Regions from separate parts of the Homo sapiens genome. Here all the other regions are linked to region 1. A link is a loop called in an ENCODE intact Hi-C map of the cell type or tissue named here. Cell type or tissue: ascending aorta. All regions are shown on one strand.

Region 1 (2,500 bases):
GTTACATATGCCAAATAGCCCAACAATAAATGATTATACTAATTTACACACTTAATACTGTAATTGAGTGCCAGTGTCCCCAAACTCTGCACAACACTGGGCATAAACAATCTTTTTATCCCCTTGTCAATCATAATCTGCTATTCCGTTTTTTCATGTGCATTTATTAGTGAAGCTGAGTCACTTTTTAAACGTTTACTCACCATACTTGAATAACTTCTTCTGATTTTTTTGCCATTTTGTTAACATTTTTGAAGTTTTAATTATTATGGATATATAATAGTTGTACATATTTATGGGGTACATGTGATATTTTGATTAGAACATACAATGTGTAATAATCAAATCAGAGTAGATGGTATAACCATCACCTCAAGCATTTATCATTTCTTTATGTTAGAATCATCTCAATTCCGCTTTTTAGTTATTTTGAAATACATAATAAATTATTGTTAACTATAGTCGTCCTATTACGCTACCAAACACGAAATCACAAATACCAGGAAAGTTAACGGAGAACTGGATCAGGAGCCAAAATGTTTACATTCGAATTAAGGCTCTGGATTAATGAAAATGCGTAACCAGGAAAAGAAAGAACAAGAATAATGGGGACATAGAGGGTGAGAGAGGAGAAAAACGAGAAGAAAAAGCCATGTAAGGAAAAAGAATTTGCGCCTCAGGGTCCCCCTCCCCCTCTGCCCTGTTCCAGACACCTATTCTCATTCCCGCACTCCTACCCCTGGCGTCCTGCTAGCTGGTCTGGCTTCCTTCCCTCTGGAAAAAGGCAAATTATTCAATAAAGGGAGGATGAGTCCTAGCTCATCCCCACTTCTTGTCTCCTGCCGGGTGTTCAAATACAACTTACCACGCAGTCACCGCCATCCAACTGCATGTCACTCTCCACTTCGCCACGGTCTGAACTCTTGGCCACAAGATCTAAGCCTTCCGGATGCCCCAGCCAGTTCAGGCTGCTGGTCTCTTGTCCCTAAGCCTTTGCCGAGGTAGTCGGCTTACTTGATGCCAGCACACCAGGCCCCCCACCACCCGCTGGAAGCACAGGCCCCAGCTCAGGTCAGGTTCCGGAACCTAGCGTCCCCAGGTTCTCACGTGACTTAGTTTCCCAGGCAATAGCGCTTTTCTCCCGGATGTAGCAGTCAGCTGAAATGGAGAGAGTGCTTCTTAAAGTTAACCCTCAAACCACCATGGCCAGTGAATGCAGAATAAGCCCGCTGAGAGTTTCGTCTATTTCTATGGCATTATGCTGGAAATTATAAAGAAAAGGGATGAAAAAAACTGGAGACTTTTCACCAACAACAACATACAGATCTGTATTATTAGGATTCTTAAAATGAGTATGTGTTGTTTTTATAATTAAACTAACAAAAGGAAAATAAATAATGATGAATAATTAAAGCGGGATTATGTATACAACAAAACCGTATGATTACAACAGCACCTTATGTAGCTTTGAAAATAGGTAATGCTTCATGAGAGAAGTTATAGCAGTGTGCAAATATCAATTCAGACCTTAAACAAGAAGAATATACACACCAAAAGAGATTTCTTTAAACAAAATCTATGCTGTATGTGCCCTATGATTGTCACAGGGCTTAGAACCTGATATTCGGCTATGCATTCCTGTCAGAAAGAGCATGTTGCAGCCATGTCAGAACCAACCAAGGTCAAGAATTTCTTGTGACCAGTCGTGAAGTCCCTGAAGCAAGAAACAGAGAAACCCATGCTGGTAAGAAATGAAGAGACTCAGACCCTGCAGAAAGATTAAGAATAGCGATCGAAGACGTTAACTTGGTTGCAATCTGGCTCTGCCCTTTACAAAGTTATGCGACCTTTTTCATCTGTTAATTGCTTGTTGTAAATATTAAATTAAACAAGTCAATGTGTATAAGGCATTTAAAACAATGTCTGGCAGTGAGAAGACCTATTTGATAAATAAATAAAATATGGACACAGACATTGCAGCATAGGAATCCCTCAATCAGGAATCCTAGGTCTCCAAGAACACTGGTGATACTAATTTAGCTGTACAAGAAGGAGGTGTCCTGTGTGGGTGACATAAATATTTCAGGGTTTGGAGAGAAACATTCCTACATTTTTTATTTAAGAAAACAACACACCAAGGTTGTTTAGAAAGGCAGAGTGGACTCTGAATCCATGCAGCCTAGATTTGGATCCTAGCTCTGCTATTATCTGCGTTATTAGCTCAAGTTATTTAAGCCTTCTGTGCCTCAGTTTCCCCATAGGTAAAATAAGGATAACAGTACTAATTTCATAGGTTTGTTGTGAGACAGTAACATATTAAATAAACTTACAACGACTGCCACATAAGTACTATATAAATATTGATTAAAAGTAGTAATAAGAGACAAAAAATATTGGAAAATTAAGAAGTAAACCCACAAGGAACTACTGTCTCAGCCTAAAGTAAATCAAATACATGACCACTGCCAGAGACCTTGTCAAGGTATTTCAGATAAGAAAA
Region 2 (2,500 bases), 98 kb after region 1:
CAGGAGAGGAAGAGTTCAGCTATACAGAGAGGGCCAATGTTGCCCCAAGCCTATTTCAGAACCTGGGTTCCTTTTACCATGTTCAGTGTGCACAAGCTCAATCCTGGCCAAAAGGATAGAGTGATTCCCATACACTGAGTTCCACAATTCTCAGGAACACTTTTTGAGACACATGTATAAAAAGTGGGCCCTATCAGGCTAATCTAAGTACAAAAGCAGGATAAGCTAGGCAGAATGTATGAATGTAATTTATCTCGATCTCAGAAAGGTTTGAATTGTGCCTTACCATACATAATATAATACATACAAACCTGGAAAGCCAGATCTGAACCACACATTCTCACCGGACCACATTGCCTAAAACAGGCAGCCTCAACTTCCTTGTTGCTAACTTCAGTCCGCAGCCTCCTTCCGCTCCGCCCCCATTCCGAGTTGGTGTGTCATAGTCATTGAGAGCTTTCAACACATTTGCTAGTTCCCAAAAATAGAAAGAATATGCATGATCTTGGAGCTACATTAAAAGCATCAATTGAATCTCCTATTGTTTCTTTAGATATGTAAGGATGACAAGAAGCTAGAGAGAATTTCTGCTTCTGTGGTGGGGAAACAGGGCTAGAGAGATGTGTTACTAAAATTATCCCTTTGCCTGTTCTCCCTGGTCCCCCAGAGGGTTAAATGTGAGTTTTCAGGCGCTAGATTTGTCATAAGCCAAATGTAAAGATGTGATAGGAATAATTAAGAATGACCTACTAGTTGAGGAACTCCAATCAGAAAGAGTAGCTAAGACTATAAGCAGTAAGCAGCATGGAACAAAAGAAAGAGCATGATGTAGAGTCTGAAGCCCTGAGTTTGATGCCTTGCTGCCTAACCTACCAGCTGTATGGTTACGGACAAGCCAGTTAACCTCTCTGAGCCCCAATTTCCTCAACTAAGAAATGAAGACAGTTATCCTTACTCTGTAAAATAGCTATAAAGCTCTAATATAAACATGTCATTTCCAGGACATGAGGCCAGACTTGTCCACCAAATACAGCCCTGAGCTTTCTTGCTCCTGGGCCAGTGTTTCATAGTCCTTAAAACCCTCTTTTGATAAACTTAAAGGAAAAACATCTCACTACCTCCTTTAGCTCATTTAAACTTTCCAAATAATTTAAATATTGTGAGTAAAAATAAGTCAAAGCAAGGGTAACTCTGAATATTTTTTCAATTTACATAGCTGCCCCACTGTCCCTGGAAATTCTATACATCCTTTCAGGACAGGGTGGTATTTGTCACCAAAATAACAGATATATATTTGGGGTCACACTAATAGCTGCTCTCTGGCCCAACTATGCTTCCTATTCCAATCTTAGCCTTCGAGGTCAAACTTACACATTCTTATTCCTGAAATAAACTTTCTCTGACTGCTCAAGCTGATGTGGCTCCCCTTCTCCAAATTCTGACACCAATTGTGAAGGCCCTGACATACCACACACTTGGCACTTAGCCACCATGCTGCTCACAGCTTTTAGTTTGCCTGCCCATTAAAGGCTGTGCCCAGCACTCTATCTTCTTTGGTCTTGCTTCACTTAGGGATTGTCCAGAGAAGAGCAGCTGACAAAGCCCCAGAGTTTCCTCTGGTTGTCCTCTGCACATGGCAAGGGGACAAAGTCCTCTTGAACCCTGGTTGCCTGTGGTCTTGTTGGAACCAGGCTGCCCATATGCCACTTGTTAATGGTAGTCTGAGTGCCTTCACAGGGACACGGTGAGCAGGTGCTCAAAACAGATGCTATTTGGATCATCACAACTTTCCTGCCTAATGAAGTTTATCATTTCCAATAAAATGCCAGCCTTCCTCCTTTTTCCTTGTGCTCGTCTGAATTGGGAGACATTAAGGGAGCTAGTTCCTCCTTAGTAAGACATTGCAGGATATTCTCTACAAATGACAGATGCTGCAATCTGGGGAATGTAACTGTTCAGGATTGTAGCCTGCTTCACTTGTTTGTAAATAAGGTCCTCCCTGCCCCTTTATAGAGGGGACCCTAGTTACTCTTCTCTAGCCTTTTCTCTCCAGATCCTAGGGAAGGTACATGGGGTTTGGACTGGATTTATTTCGCTCACTACTATATTCCAGCATCCTAGAATGCATGCTTAATAATTACATCAAAATAATAAGAACAACAATAATAGCAACAGTGACCCCTTAAATAGCATATATTATGTACCATGTACTGTCCTAAATGCTCTGCATTTATTAACCTAAATAATCCTCCAATGTAGGTACTGTTATAACCCCATCTGATGAGGAACTATAGACATAGAGCAGCTAAGAAGCTTTCTCAGGAATAGAATGCTTATACACTGCTGGTGGGAATGTAAATTAGTACAGCCATGATAGAAAGCAGTTTGGATATTTCTTAAATAACTTAAAAAAGAACTACCTTTTGACCCAGCAATCCCATTATCGGGTATGTACCCAAAGGAATATAAATCGTTCTACCACAAAGACACATGCACGCGT
Region 3 (2,500 bases), 210 kb before region 1:
GATGGCTTCGCCACCACTTGATGTATAAAAATGCCAGTTCTCTTGGACCCGTCATCTTTGGCATGCTCCACCTGCTTGCCCACGAGACTGTCGACCACCTCTCCAGGCTCCTGTTCTGCTGTAGGGAAATAGTAGTTGGAATCTGGAATAATGCGTAAGTCACCATCTTTGTAGTCATCAAGCAGCGTGTACATATAGAGAACAGGATCTTTCTCGTAGGTGATGTAAAACCAAGTATCCATCACAGGAGCTCGCGCCAGGACCATACCCTTCCATTCATCCTTGGTACCATGTTCACCTTCAAACACATGCTCCACTGCCTTGCCAATCAGGGAATCTGCCAGTCGTGAATCGATACGAGGAGTTGGCACTCTCTCAGGAAGGATCTCTAGCGCTAAAACTCTCTTATCGCGGTGCAGTTCTAGTCCATACACACTATCTTTGCCATCATATTTAATGATGTAAAGAGTGGGCTTCACGGAAACCTGCTCGAGCACAGTACCCTTCCACTGCTCCACTGGCTCGTTGCCTTCCTTCCAGCCGTGTTGAATGCGGCAGCCCACGATGTTCCTACGAGTGAGGAAAGTGGGCTTGCGCCGTTGCTTCCTGTGGGTGTGCCTTTTCTTCATCAGGTATGCGGACACGCCATCTACCCCCATCGGAGGCACGGTTGGAGGAGACATAGCTCAGGGATTAAGAGGGCTTGGGGAAAGCTGCTGCCCTGGTCGATTAAACTGACAAAAAGTCAACACTATGCAATATGATATATATATTTTTTGCGATCTCAAAGACCTGGTCTGTGCTCCCTTCTCCAAGTGCAAGGCTCTCACCAAGGTTTTGGCAGAAACGCTCGAACTCTAACCGTGAGCACTGGGACAGCGTGTGCCTCTCCACAGTGCTTTCCTCTCTCGCCCTAGAAGGGTTACTGCAGCAGTGGCGGCTGACGTAGAGATGGCGGGCTCGCGAGTGCTGTTCGTGCCTTGCGTCCGCCCCAACCCCGACCCCAAGTCCCCGAATCGGCCACTTAGCTGTTGTCGATGCTGGTGCGGCTGCGGCACGGCGGCAGAGGAGACGACGGGGACGAAAGGCAAGGAGTAAGAGGGATGGCTGCAGCGGCAAAGGCGCAGGCGGCGGCAAGTCTCTGGGGAGTCCGCGCGGCCTGGGCTTCGCAGCGCTAGCTGGCTTGGCTTCACTCTGGCGACCGGGTCTTTGCGGCGCAGGGAACCCGCCCCCTCTGAGCCCGCCTGAGCCTTGGCCCCGCCCCCAGCCATCCCGCCTTCCGCTCTGCGGGCGGCAGCCGGGCTGGTCAGCGCGCGTGCCCGTGTTCAGTTTGTATTGACACACGCGCCCTCTCTTTCATTTCCTCCTCCGCCCCTCGACCGTTTCCCTCAAACGCCAGCCAGACAGGCCGACTCCCCTCCTCCTCCTTTCTGGCGGTCTGCTGCCCGCCAGCCTCCTACACAGTGGCTCCATCTGCTTTCTGTCTTCCAGGAATTCCTCACTTAAAAAAAAAAAAAATGTAAAACACACGCACACCCAGAAAGAGTTTGTGCATACAAATTATTTTCTTTCAGTTTAAGATATTTAAGATGAGAATAAAAACCCTGTGTACAATTTACAGACCACCATCTTAATCCAAAATCTGTTTTATATTTTCTACCTGATCATTTCTAGTAATTATTTTTATTTTTTTTTTTTTTGTCAGAATGTAAAGGTCATGTACTGACATTGTGGAGATCTTCTAAAATTCAGTGAAATAAAAGACGAAACTACCATTAATTTTACCATCCAGACTGCACCAAAATGTTAACAATACTGTTTTCTCTCCTATTAATAAACCTGTACTTATATTTTATAAAATTGGGAGCATATTTCATACTTTTATAACTTGTGTTTTTCATGTATATCATGAACATTTTCCAAGATTGTTAAATACTCTGAAAACATGATTTTTAATAGTAATATTAAATATTTGTAATATTCCTTTTGATAGTCCACTATTTATCCTACATGATCTATAACATAAGTATAAATAAAAACATTTTACCTTCATAAATGGATTTATTGTCTAAACCATTTTTTAAAAGAAGATTTAATGACATGGAGAGCTGCACATGAGATGAGTACAATGAAAAAGCAAAATATTGAAACAATATTGTGGTCTTAATTTTGTAGAGAGAGAAAGAAGGGATTTTTTGTGTATATATTTGCTGTTTTTCTGATTATAAAAGTGCTGCATGCTTATATCGAAAACCTGCAAGAAAAGAAAGTGTCCATAATTTCACTTACCTTAAGTCACAGAGCTGCTATGAGGATTAAATGAGAATGTCTGTAAAGCTTTTAACACTATATCCCACTTACAAGATGACATTAAAATCCAGAAGAGTCTAGGGTTCTCATTTTCATTCCTCTACTCTTCACTGGTGAAAAGAGAAAGCGTCATATAATCATGAGTAAAAAAGGCAATTAATTCACCTGGAAACAAAACCGGGGCAAAAGC
Region 4 (2,500 bases), 49 kb before region 1:
CCCACTCATAAAACGTCAAGTCTCTTTCTTTGAAATAATAACAAGAAGGCCTATGTGGCTAGATAAAAGAGCTTATGAACCTGTACTTCTTAAAGGTGATATCCTCCATTATTGCCAAGGTCTCACAAAACTTCCTACCATAAATTCCAAATTAATAAAGGATTCCTTTCGCAATGAGCTCCAGGGAGATAAAGGTAACAGAGACCATGGCCTACAACCTGGAGATTTTGTTAACTGAAAACAACATCAAATAAAAGATTCCCTGCAACCCCACTGGAAGGGATCATATCAGGTATTGACCAATCCTTGTGCTGCCAAAGTTAAGGGTGTTGACTCAAGGATTCATGTTTCTCATTTTATAAAAGCGGCTCTACCAGAGTGGACATTTTCTATCACCAGACATGCTCAATTAAAGCTGACCTGCAATCTTCCTGATCAGCACCGCAAGTAACTGACATTTGCTGTAGTCTGCTTCTGCTTAAGATACTGGTTCAGGCCTGTATAACCAGTTCCTCATGATTCCAATGATTACTGTGCCTGAAATTTTCATCTCCTTTTTCTGTTGACCGGAATATTATGTTTTTAGGCTGCCTTCATATTGTAGGAATCCTCTCTTGGTGGTTTTGGTAAAATAATCATATATATATATATATATATATGTATATATATATATACACATACACACACATATATACACACACACATATATACACATTTATATACACACACACACACACACACACATATATATTAAGATATAGCATACTAGTCTTATTGTTAATATATGTACTTTAGCAACATGCCCATGATCAAGCTTCAGTTTTTACTGTCCCTAATTAATTGAATTACAGCATGGAGAAATAGTTCTCTGGTTCATATCTCATAAACTGCTATTACATTTGGAAATCTAACAAGATGCTGGGTTTGCCACCCTAAACCACCAACAACTTTCGACGACAGTGACCCATTGCTACATTCTGTCCTAAATGCCACCAGTATTTCTAATTGTACTCATAACCCAATTCAGGGGTCACATAAAACAAAACCAAATAGGTCTGTCTGATTCATTCTAACCTGCCATGTTTCAATTTAACCCATCAGAATCTCACAGTCAAAACAACTGCTGCCTCACTCTGAAATGACAGTGGTAAAAACCATGATGCTGCTAGAATGTTAAAAGAAAAACAATCGCTCCTGCTATCAGGATCCAGTCTTTTCTCTTGATCTAACATTTCTGACCCATGGTTTAAAAATGTCCCAAAACTGATATATTGAAATTATAGTACACTCACCTCTACTCCACTAGGATTTACTTTTGTCTGTGAAGGAGATCACAGACATTTACTTTTGTCTGTGAAGGAAATCACAGACATTTACTTTTGTCTGTGAAGGAGATTTTATATCCATGGATATAAAAATATCTAAGGGCATAGAATGAGGAATAGTAGTGTCTTTTAAAATACTTGGTTTTATATATATATATGTATGTATATATATATATATGTGTATATATATATGTATGTATATATATATGTGTATATATATATGTATGTGTATATATATATGTATGTGTGTGTGTGTATATATATATATATATATATATATATATGGCTCAGAAGAAATCCAATATTGGACTAGTTCCTTCAAACTTTTCTCTGAGCATGACTAATGATCTATTTGAGATAAAGATTCTATTTGAGGGGAACCTGTTAATTATCTGACGGACCATCAAGAAGATAGTTCCATGCATGCTTTTGGAAGAGTGTTTTTGCCTTGGCGGGTTGTTGCTTCCCATTAACACATGATTAGAAGTCTTTCTATAACCTTAGGAAAGATTGCTAATGAAACTGCTACTTCTTCAGCAAATCAAAAAAACCTACTAATTCACTAGCTAAGGCTGTACTAGAAAATCACATTGCTTTATATATTAGCTGAACAGGGATGTATATGTGTGGTGGCAAATATTCTTTGTTGTGTATACATAAACACTTCCTATGAAGTAGAAACTCATCTATGGAAAATTAGAAAAGAAGCCACTTAACTATAGCAAATCTCTAAAGAAGAACCAGCATTTAATTTTCTTCCTGATGTTTTAGTTTGCTCCATGAGGAAATAGTTTCCCTTTTTCTATTTGGCATATAAATTTTCTTGCTGATTATAATTCTTATGTACATTACATTTTTATTATCCAAATTATTAATGTTATGTATTTGTCATTTCTTTTCATTTTCTGAGAAAACTACATTCATGGTTCTCCAAAGAATAGAGATTATTCAGCAAGTGACACCAGCTGTATAGATCAGTGACTTGACAGGTCTCATTTTTTGCCACTCTGTGATACCATCCCAATTTGGCTTTTGGGTGCTTTTCAAAATTCCTTGCTGAGATGTCTCCTTTCCTTCCCTCTACCTAGCATGGAATGAGATTACCAGGGAATGTGCTTTCCCAATGATGAGGGACATCTTCACGCTGGGACTTTGAAAGAACTATCCAGGAATGA

Evidence for each region. Peaks named below come from ENCODE experiments on the same cell type or tissue, not always from the same donor. Only the 100,000 strongest peaks of a DNase experiment are listed, where the experiment ranks them.
Region 2: it touches region 1 in a loop (2.5-fold over the local background); 4 of 110 quality-filtered maps call a loop at or near these places.
Region 3: it touches region 1 in a loop (8-fold over the local background); 16 of 110 quality-filtered maps call a loop at or near these places.
Region 4: a loop joins it to region 1, with 5 times the contacts of the local background. A loop is called at or near these places in 2 of 110 quality-filtered maps.

Annotation. Positions count from the first base shown.
Region 1 is chrX:63,559,967-63,562,466 of GRCh38, forward strand. LINC01278 (long intergenic non-protein coding RNA 1278) reads right to left here and starts at 1,129. Exons shown (of 4, transcript NR_152613.1): 1 at 866-1,129. RefSeq lists an enhancer at 309-850. In ascending aorta, no CTCF peak of the experiment used is centred here; a DNase peak (open chromatin) is centred at 1,065; H3K4me3 peaks cover 2,343 bases; H3K27ac peaks cover 1,195 bases.
Region 2 is chrX:63,657,594-63,660,093 of GRCh38, forward strand. All of the region lies in intron 7 of ARHGEF9 (Cdc42 guanine nucleotide exchange factor 9), which reads right to left. Among named protein-coding and RNA genes, the nearest start is that of ARHGEF9-IT1, 13 kb to the right of the region's middle. In ascending aorta, no CTCF peak of the experiment used is centred here; DNase peaks (open chromatin) are centred at 408 and 1,488; H3K27ac peaks cover 2,330 bases.
Region 3 is chrX:63,350,137-63,352,636 of GRCh38, forward strand. SPIN4 (spindlin family member 4) reads right to left here and starts at 1,196. Exons shown (of 1, transcript NM_001012968.3): 1 at 1-1,196. The coding sequence starts at 683. It overlaps SPIN4-AS1 (SPIN4 antisense RNA 1), which reads left to right. Exons shown (of 3, transcript NR_046739.1): 3 at 1,706-2,052. RefSeq lists enhancers at 385-514, 615-664, 935-984 and a silencer at 1,185-1,414. In ascending aorta, no CTCF peak of the experiment used is centred here; a DNase peak (open chromatin) is centred at 1,275; H3K4me3 peaks cover 1,776 bases; H3K27ac peaks cover 1,247 bases.
Region 4 is chrX:63,511,073-63,513,572 of GRCh38, forward strand. All of the region lies in intron 1 of LINC01278 (long intergenic non-protein coding RNA 1278), which reads right to left. Among named protein-coding and RNA genes, the nearest start is that of LINC01278, 49 kb to the right of the region's middle. In ascending aorta, no CTCF peak of the experiment used is centred here; no DNase peak of the experiment used is centred here.